3 separate regions of the Homo sapiens genome follow, and all the other regions are linked to region 2. Evidence: chromatin contacts called from ENCODE Hi-C or POLR2A ChIA-PET data. All regions are on one chromosome and are shown on one strand. Each heading gives the region's core, a stretch centred on a gene start or an enhancer-like site at or near the end of the contact. The rest is flanking DNA. Distances are from core to core; before and after follow the strand shown.

Region 1 (3,266 bases), core at 487-2,986, 120 kb before region 2:
AGCTGCTCACACATCTCTAAGTCCTCATCCATTCCTTCTGTTCCCACGCCCTGCCCATCTCCTCCCACCAGATACAGTGCCAGGTGGGGAAGGCAAGTGAGGACGGTGGGGAGGGGGGTGCAGTGGCAAAGGCCCCCCAACACAGTCTGCTTTGTGACTTGTGGCTGGAGGACTCCACCTAGCACCTTCCTTCTGAGCTGAGCTCCAGCCTGGGCCCCAGTTGCCCCGAGTCCTGGTTAGAGTTCAGAGCTGCAGCTCAGGGTGGTAGCTGCAAGCCCCATGCGGCTACTGAGCACTCTAAATGTGGCAATTCCAAACTGACACTGAATTTCAAGCCCTTGGTACTAGAAAAAGAGACTATAAAAATCTTACAAATTTTATACGATTACATGTTGGAATGATAATGATTTTTATATACAAAGTATATTGCTAAAGTTAATTTCACCTGTTTCTTTTTATTATTATTACTTCTTAGTTAGCCACTAGAAAATGTAAGATGACGTGTGTGGCTCACATTATAATTCTGTTGGGCGCCACTGATCTAGAAAGAATTCGATTTGTAAAGGGGCCCAGATGGACCATTTCAGGGGATTCGGCAAGTGTTTGCCGAGCACCTTCTGTGTGCAGCTCATCTGCCGCACAGATGGCTGTCTGAGCTGCTGGGGGAGGTGGGAGGTGGGGTCGGAGCAGGGAGCTGCCCCATTGGAGGAGCGTGGGGAGCAGTGCCCATCCCTGAGCTGAACCACGGACATCTTCCTCAGGAAGCACTTTGAGTATCTGGGCCCAGCACAGCCCGGAACCCTCCCAGTACCTCTAAGGTTACAAGTAATTGTCTAAGGCCTACGTTATTCCTGCACACCCAAACACAGCCCTCAGCATCTCATGGGAAAAGAGAGCCTTATCTCCAAGATGCACTTTGAAGTTTAAAAATAAAAGTGGGGGTGACCAGTGCAGTGCTGGTTGGCCTCAGCCCATGATGGGGGCTTGGGAGAGTTTTCTTCTCTTTCTTCTCTTCCTCCCTCCCCTTCCTCCCTTCCATTCTCCTCTCCTTCCTTCCTTTCATCCTTTCCTTCATTCCTTCCTTCCTCCCTCCCCTTCCTTCCTTCCATCCTCCTCTCCTCTCCTCTCCTCTCCTCTCCTCTCCTCTCCTCTCCTCCCCTCCCCTCCCCTCCCCTCCCCTCCCCTCCCCTCCCCTCTCCTCTCCTTCCCTGCCTCCCTCCCTTTGATGCTTAAGACTCAGCACAGGAAGAGAGAGCTCCTAGGAACATGAAAGCTGAAGATAAACCCCAAAGCCTCCTTTGTCTTCCCTTAATCTGCTTTAAGCTCCCACCAGCTCAAGCCTAATTGAGTTAGTTCTTGAGTGAAAGGGAGCTTTGGTGATGTTAAACTGTTATTTAATCACAAGTGGCAGGTGGGATGTGGGGCAAAGGGCAGGAAAAGTGGGTCTGTGGGAACGTAGAGCTGAGCAAAGCCTTCCTTCCTCCCCTCGCATCAGGGAAGGCCCGCGATGCCCTTTCATTAGTATTTCAGCCAGTGTTTTCCAAATTGCTGACCATAAACCGTTAGGGGATTGGGAAATCAGTTTCGTGGATTTCAACGAGCATTGTTGAAATGTGGGGGGTGGTGCGGCCTGGGAAGAGTAGAACAGAAAGTAACAGAAGGCTTTGCAGGTAGTGAAAGGAAGTATTGCTTCCTGAAACTTTTGACTTAGATGTGAGTCAGCTGTGTGTGCATGTGCACTTAATTGCAACAGAAAATGCACTTTTTGCTGTGGGTCATGAGCAAAAAAGTTTGAAAGCTTCTCTCTGATGCTCCTAGAAATAGAGTCCCTTCTGTGCGTGGGTCAGGAGAAATGATAAGCAACAGAGGATGGGGAACAGGAATCCTTGGCTGTGTGATAGAAAAGGCTGTGGGGAGGTGCGAGGTGGGAGGTGGGAGAAGCAGCAGGGTCTGAGTGCCCGGGCCTGGGCAGCCTGTTAAACTTCATGGCCCCATGGTCTGTTTGCTTCTGCACCTGCAGCAGGGAGCAGAGGCCAGGCCCCAGGGGGCACGTGGCTCCACATTCTGAAAATCAAATTAGTGGACAAGGGAATGGAAGGCCTCTTTGAGGGGCTCTGTGCCACATGTATTCACCTGGGATCGGGGAAGGAAGGATGACAATGGAGAGAGTGTTCTGGGAGGAAATTCAGTTCTCACCTGAGTAGACTGTCTGTGGGGGGCTTTGCAGATGCTCAGCGTTGCAGAAGATGACGTTTCTATTTCCACTGTTAAAGAACCCGTCTTGGCCAGGCGCAGTGGCTCACACCTATAATCCCAGCACTTTGGGAGGCCGAGGTGGGTGGATCACGAGATCAGGAGTTTGAGACCAGCCTGGCCAATGTGGTGAAACCCTGTCTCTACTAAAAATACAAAAAATTAGCAGGGTGTGGTGGCACACGCCTGTAATCCCAGCTACTCGGGAGGCTGAGGAAGGAGAATCACTTGAATCCAGGAGGCGGAGGTTGCAGTGAGCTGAGATCGTGCCATTGCACTCCAGCCTGGGCGACAGAGCAAGACTCCATCTCGAGAAGAAGAAGAAGAAAAAAGGAACCCCTCTTATTCTTTCGCCATTCGTATTTTATGTGTATAACAGTCAATATTATGATGAGCACTGGGATTCATACTAACTCATTCTATTGCTAAAACAATTTTTTCACTGAGCTTTTTCTTTTGGTGCCTCTTAAATAATCTCACTATTAAGCCAAAAAAATCAGAAAGTGAGCTATTTGGGAAAAAACAAGCACAAAGATGAACTCAACCCTGGTTGAAATATAGCCCTGGGGAAGGGAACTACTTGATCTCCCAAAGCACAAAGATCGGCGACTTTGTAGCACTTTGAGTGTCTGGGCCTGGCAGGCAGCTCTGAATGTTCCTGTTGCCTCTAAGGTTACAAATGATTGTCTAAGGCCTATGTTACACCTTCATACCCATGTACGACACTCAGCCTCTCATGAGAAAAGAAAGCTTTATCTCTAAGATGAACTTTGAGGTTTAAAAATAAAAGCAGGGCTGCCGTTTCCCAGGGCCACTGTTGAGACTGCGCAGAATGGGCTATTTCTTTACAAATAAACAAGCGTCTTACAGGCTGACCAGCTAACTGGCATTTCAGGTGGCTGAAACTTTTCCTTTGAGGCCTACCCAGGTGAAGGGACATTTACTTGGGTTTAACATGTTTGCATCTGAGGAGAAATTTTTAAAAGCATTTTTCTTATGGAGAAAGGGAAACA
Region 2 (3,076 bases), core at 17-2,516:
CCTTGGGCCTCCATGCCATCCTATTCACTGTGAAGTGAGCATGGCCAATCTGGTTTATTTATTTTTTAGGGGCAGGGAGGGTCTCATTCTGTCATGAGGTTGGAGTGCAGTGGCCCATTCATAGTTGCTGCAGCCTTAACCTCCTGGGCTCAAGTGATCCTCCCACCTCAGCCTCCCTGGTAGTTGGGACCACAGTCATGCACCGCCACGCCTGGGTAATTTTTAAATTTTTTGTAGAGATGGGGTTTTCACTGTGCTGACCAGGCTGTTCTCAAACTCCTGGGCTCAAGTGATCCTCCCACCTCGGCCTCCCAAAGTGCTGAAATTACAGGTGTGAGCCACCAAACCCCGCTCTAAACCATTTTATACTCTGATTCATCAGCATTGAGTTGCACAGAATACAATACACTCTCGCTAGTTTAAGCGGAGAAGAAATATTGAGGGTGTGAAATAGTTTACAGAATCATTGGGAGAGCAGAGGAAACAGATTTGAGGCTAAGCTTCTAGGAATTACATCCAAAGCCACATTGCAGGACTGGTGGCCAAAGTCACCAAAGTCACCACAGTCCCCACAGTCCCCACAGCTCCTGCTGCTCTGAGGAGGCTGCCTGCTGAATCAGGAAGCCGCGACTAGCACTGCAGTCTGCAGAGCTGCGCAGGGAAAGCTGCCTCCAAGGAATCGAAGCACTGTTCCTGTAGCTGCTCACTGCATGGAACAGTGATCTTTCTGCAACAGTCCCACACCTGCAAAACTGGAAGTCTTGTGTCCCGCCTCTTGTTTGGCTTAACTCTGCTCTGAAATCAACCCTTCCAGGAGGGAATTTGCTTGGCAGATACTAATCACATCTGGAGCCTTGGGCCTGGGAAACATAGGGTTTAGCTCTCCAGGCTCTGGGTGAAGGAAAGGAGAGTGTTGGGATAGATAGTGAGGAATCAGCCCAGGGCGCCCACCATTGTCAGTGAGACAGTGGGGAAGAGTTAGCACCCGAAGCCCCCAAGCCCACTGTGGAAAGTGATTTCACCTGCGTGAGGATCACCAGAACAGAGTCTGAAACAGGGCTCCCCAGAGCATGTCGCATCTTCCTCCTCCTTCTTCATATCTTTCTTTTTTTAAACAAAATTTCCTGGGCTTGTGTGGTTCAGTGTTTGGGTTGACTTTTGTTTCAGCTGAACTAGTTGACTTATTCTGGCTTTGTGGCTGCGCCAGTGAAATATGTACATATTTTGCCTGTGTACGGCTATCTTTTCCTGTTTTCCTTCAGGGATTATACATCAGCACAGAGTCCATGGCACTGCTCCAGATAAAACAGCGCGGCAGAATCATCACCACTGGCAGAGCTCTCTGGTTGACTCATGAGGATTGGGAATAAATGACCAAATATAAACAGTGGAGTGGTGCCAACTGAGGCTCCCTTGTAGCAAACGGTCCCCTGTGGCATGTGAAAAAGAGGCCGGGAAAAGCCCAGCTGTGGGCACCATGCCACTGACTGCCGCTAATTTACTGCCATGACTACTCCAGGGCACCCTGATTTCTGCTTTTCAGAAACCTTTTGTGCATTGTTTTTTCCACTATCCCCATTTGGTTGACTAACCTGTAAGGCACTGGCTCCCTCAGCCAGTCAGGGCTTAGGCCTGTTTTGTCACACTGCAAATCCCTCACTGGCTGGTTGGTAGCCGTGAGAGAGGACGCATTGATATTCCTAACCAAGTCTTGCTGGCCTTTAGCTTCCACGTGCTTACCTGCAAAATCCTCAGCTTATCTGGTGTAATCAAGATAAAAAATAAATGATCGATCGACCGATCGATAGATAGATAGATACATACATACATACATATTTAAATGCATAGATGAGATTGGTAGATAGATGATAAATAGATGAAAGATAGAGATAGATATGATAGGATAGGTAGGTAGATAGACAGTCAATAGGTAGGTTGACAGACACACAGAGAGAGACATGTAGATGTCACAGCACCGGCCATTGAAGGAGCCTGAACAACCTCACACATGCACAGCACCAGGCCCCTCTCCTTCTTCTCTGGCTCCTTACAGGATCTTCTGTCCAGAAGCTGCTGGAGGCATCAGTGGTTGCCCTCCATGGTTAGCACCCTGCCGGGGGGTGGGGGACATCTCCTGAAACTGAAGAACCCCCATGGCACTGAATGACACAAACTTCCCTTCTAGTCTCCCAGCCCAGGGTGGCACTGTGTCCTGTGCAAAAGTGAGGAGGATGCCCCTTTTCCCAACTCTGTCACTCTTTCTCATCTGAGCCTTAAAGAGTCGTGGCATACTCTCAGAGTGTAACACAGACCTTCCTGAAAACAACCCACTTTACGCTACCTGTAGTCTCTTTCTCCAAGACACTGGCCACAATCCCAGGGCCACATGTAAGCTCTCAGCCCAGGGTACTGGCCCCCAAATCTTTCTCTATCAGCACTCCTCCCCATCAGCACTGGCCACTCAGCCTGTGGGTGTATATGCATGTGTGTGCTGGGTATTGAGTGTGTGTATGTGCTGTGTTGAGCGTGTGCATGCATGTACATGCAGGGAAGCACAGTGTAGGCTAAGCTGAGACCCCTCATTTACTTAGGTGGGAGGATACTAAGAGATCTAAATACACACATCAATAGCAGGGGCTCTGCAGACACTCAGCAAGCTGGGAGTGGCCACCTGGAGGCTGTGTGGAAGGGGCCCCGAGGAAGAGCTCACCTTAGAAGATAACGCTTAGTCTCTGGTCCCTGCCAAATGACACTGTTACACTCCTAAGTTCCCTGCTCTCCAGGACATATTCTGAATACCAAATAAGACCCATGAGGCATGGTAGCTCAAACCGCAGGTTCCAGCGTGTCAAGTGTGTTTCCAGGACCAGCTGACCCTGCTCCAGTGAGAGGTTACCAAAGGCCTCTCAATATACAGGACCACCCACATCACTGCAGACCCCGCCAATATGCCAGAGCACTGATCACTTGATCTGAACAGAAAAGAGTGGCAGCCTAGGAGGGGCTGACGCTGAGTCAAGCTCGCACCCATTGAGAACATTCTTCTTCCCAAGTATTCCCTGCAATGACAGTGTAA
Region 3 (3,364 bases), core at 481-2,980, 100 kb before region 2:
GTCATGTGTGCGAAAACCCTAGGGATGTGTCAGATACAGAGGAAGTGTGCAGTCATTGTTAGCCTCATGTACACACTCACACACACTCTCACACTCACACCATCACACCCTTCACACCACACATCCTCTCACACATCACACACACACACCAAACACACTGGCACACAGGCCGTACACACTCACACATGCACATCCTGCAGGTCCCTGAGGCGCAGGCACTATGCTTGGGCAGCATTCTGAAAGTACAGCAGGACCCATGGCCAGTGCAAAGGAGGGTTAGGGGGCACTTTACACTCCCTGGCAGAAGGTCTGAAGGGACTCTGAAGCCAAAACAGATGTAAGGAATTTGAGAAAACACTGGCAAGAAGGGCGTGGTGGCTCACACCTGCAATCCCAGCACTATGGGAGGCCAGCCTGGGCAACATGGCAAAACCCCGTCTCTAGAAAAGCATAAAAAATCAGCCAGGGTTGGTGGTGTGTTTTCACTCAGCTACTTGGGAGGCTGAGGCGGGAGGATTGTTTGAGCCCAGGAAGTTGAGGCTACAGTGAGCCGTGATCACACCACTGCACTCCAGCCTGAGCAACAGAGTGAGACCTTGTCTCAAAAAAGAAAGAAAGAAAGAAAAGACACTGGTGTTAGCTTTCAAGTCTTTAGAACTTGCTCCTACAGGGTCTTGATGCGATGGACAAAAGCAGCTGAATCGAGCAGTAACAGGTGTGTGAACGAATCCTCCTACGCGTACCCCTCACGTCTGTGTTCTGCCCACTTCTGCAGAGAATCTCTGCCCCAAGCCAGGCCAAGGGACCTCTTTACATGAGCAGCCAAGGGACAGAGACCTCTGGCTTCCCCAGGTGGGCCGGGGAAGCACAGAACAGCCAAGGGTGTCCCGATGTCTATTCACAGTGTATCTTCTTCCATCTTGAAAGTGCGTCACTTGTGGAAGGAACAAAACGCCATTACCCTCTATCTCATGGAGAAGCAGAGGTAAAAAGCAGAGAAGCGCTGTTTTACCCCAGCCTTCCTTATCTCTCTCAGCCATACTGGAAGCCCCCAAGGACGCATGATTATCTCAGGGTGACTGATGCTCTCTCTTTCCTTAATGCCACACACATAAGTCCACACTTTCAGCAGAAGAAAATACATAAGTGAGTGTAACAGAACAAGAGCCAGCTATGCATGCTTACATAATATTGTTTTGGGGCCTGTAAAACCCTGACTAGAAAAAATATTCCTTGTGCTCATGCCCGGGAGTCCACTCACAGCTCTGGTCTAGTCCCTTCAGTGTGGTGTTTTGATGCTGTTAGAAAGCAAAATGCCCCTGAGAAAGGGTACAGCTTGTGAAAAATCTGCAGGCATGAAGGCTGTGAGGGCTTTGTTAGAGGCGGGAAGAGCATCTGTTATTGGCCAACGAAGGTGGGTTCATTTCTGCATTAGCTCTGTGAGCCCAACCCTGAGCCAGACACCAAGATACTCGGTAAAGTAACCCCTTAGTAATGGTTTCTGGTTGGACCATCTCCAGAGCCCTAGGAAAGCCCATGAAAGGAGCTGCCATCTGACGTGGTGTTGGCCTGCAGCCCTTGCTCGAGGCTGAGGAGGACATCTGGGCCTTCCGCTGCCTGGGTGTTTGCCTGGTGAACAATGGCTGTAGCCAGAGTGTCTCCTCAGAGTCAGGCCCCGGGCTCTGTGACCTCAGGAGGTCAATAAATATTTGTTGACCGACAGACTCCACTGCTTGTCTTATTACAGACACACAGGGGGCCTGCCACTGCTGGCCAAACCCCAGTGTGGCCCCATCAGAAAACACAGGACAATAAACAGAGACGGATGGTCTGCCAGGAAAGACAGTGTCTTCCATTTGGTCATCCTCTTCCCAGCTGTGCCCTTCATTGAAGTTACAGGGCAGAGCGAGTGGCCTCACCAGGCCTCGGGGGCACCAGGACCTGAGGCACCTCCTTCCTCCCTCCCCTCCCCCTGTCCCGAGGTGTGATGGACAAAGGGAAACCCCGCCGGGGTGCCGGCTGATTAACCTCCCTTTCACACTGGCCTGGTGCGGGGCCTGGGCCGAAGTTCCACAGAGTTAGCAGATGTACTTCTAATTATTTATTAGGACTTCTCTCAGTGTGGCTCTTCTAATGAGACACTCTAAACTCCCAGAGGCTCGCCCGCAGGGGAATCATACAGCCACAGTTTGCAGGCAGGAAAGGCATGTCTCCATCACCACCCAGCTTTTGCCTGAATTTAGGTATGCTGTTATGTGTAAAGCGTAGAAAGTCACAGGTTTAAACACTAAGCCAGGAGACCTGGCGGCTGGAATGGCCTAAATGTTGACTTCATGGACTGAATTGTGTCCCCCCAAATTCATCTTGAATTCTTAATCCTCAGGACCTCAGAATGTGACTGTATTTGGAAACAGGATCTTGAAGAGGTAATTGAGTTAAAACAGGGATGGGCTAATCCAATCTGACTGGTGTCCTTATAAGAAGAGGAGACTGGACACAAACACAAACAGGGAAATTGTGTGAGGACACAGGGAGAAAATGACCAACTGCAAGCCAAGGAGAAGCTACCCTGGTAACACCTTGATCTTGGACTTCCAGCTTTGCAGAATCACAAGAAAATACATGTCTGTTGTGTAAGCCACCCAGTCTAAGCGGCTCTGATATGGCAGCCCTAGCAGACTAATGCAGTGGCCCTGGGGAATGTTGTCCTTTATACCCGGGGCTTCACAGCTTACCATGTGTGCCATGGCTAGTGGCTTGTGCAGTCTGCACCACAGGCCTGAAGGGCAGGTCAAGAAGTATTACAGGACTCCTGCCCCTTATCTAAAACTACTGGGAACAAATGTGTTTGGACTTCAGGATTCCTCAGATTTCAGAAAGATCAAGCATGCATATACCACAAATTATTGAACACTGAGTGAGTCTGACATAGCACCCATAATTAAACACACGAACACTTCTGAAATGAAACAGGATGCGTGTGTGTAGAGATAGATGTCTAGATATAGATATGTAATTGCACTGAGGGATTTATATAGTTTGGATATTTGTCCTCCCCAAGCCTCATGTGAAATTTGATCCCCAGTGTTGGAGGTGGGGCCTAGTGGGAGGTGTTTGGTCATGGGGGGCTGATCCCTCATGAATGGCTTGATGCCCTTCCCCAAGATAATGAGTGATTTTTATTCTATGAGTTCACGTGAGAGCTGAGAGCTGGTTGTTTGAAGGAGTCTGACACCTTCTCCCCGCCCTCTTGCTCCCTCTTTCTTGCCATGTGACATGCCTGCTCCCCCTTCACTTTCTGCCATGATTGGGAGCTTCCTGAGGTCCTCACCAAAAGCAGATGTCAGCGCCATGCTTCTTGTAT

What was found. Hi-C counts contacts between places; a loop is a spot of excess contacts on that map. ChIA-PET counts read pairs that join two places held with the same protein, here RNA polymerase II (POLR2A). Pooled maps may share reads with other maps.
Region 1: a loop to region 2 is called in a map of endothelial cell of umbilical vein, with 4 times the contacts of the local background. The contact joins two enhancer-like sites. A Hi-C loop is called at or near these places in 1 of 168 maps with a recorded cell type or tissue (endothelial cell of umbilical vein) and 2 of 50 pooled maps. POLR2A ChIA-PET finds 5 or more read pairs at or near these places in 4 of 52 experiments (H1, MCF 10A, OCI-LY7 and 1 more).
Region 3: a map of dorsolateral prefrontal cortex shows a loop between it and region 2 (7-fold over the local background). The contact joins two enhancer-like sites. A Hi-C loop is called at or near these places in 2 of 168 maps with a recorded cell type or tissue (both dorsolateral prefrontal cortex) and 3 of 50 pooled maps. POLR2A ChIA-PET finds 5 or more read pairs at or near these places in 2 of 52 experiments (MCF 10A and naive thymus-derived CD8-positive, alpha-beta T cell).

The regions. Positions count from the first base shown.
Region 1 is chr1:229,026,126-229,029,391 of GRCh38, reverse strand. No RefSeq gene overlaps it. Among named protein-coding and RNA genes, the nearest start is that of LINC02815, 130 kb to the left of the region's middle. RefSeq lists an enhancer at 1,131-1,868. Within about 2 kb of position 1,736, at least 7 of the 41 ENCODE cell types and tissues checked have a DNase peak (open chromatin) inside an H3K27ac peak, as active enhancers do.
Region 2 is chr1:228,901,506-228,904,581 of GRCh38, reverse strand. No RefSeq gene overlaps it. Among named protein-coding and RNA genes, the nearest start is that of RHOU, 170 kb to the right of the region's middle. RefSeq lists a silencer at 1,206-1,500. Within about 2 kb of position 1,266, at least 16 of the 41 ENCODE cell types and tissues checked have a DNase peak (open chromatin) inside an H3K27ac peak, as active enhancers do; they include dorsolateral prefrontal cortex, where a contact is called at or near this core.
Region 3 is chr1:229,002,102-229,005,465 of GRCh38, reverse strand. No RefSeq gene overlaps it. Among named protein-coding and RNA genes, the nearest start is that of LINC02815, 150 kb to the left of the region's middle. Within about 2 kb of position 1,730, at least 4 of the 41 ENCODE cell types and tissues checked have a DNase peak (open chromatin) inside an H3K27ac peak, as active enhancers do; they include dorsolateral prefrontal cortex, where a contact is called at or near this core.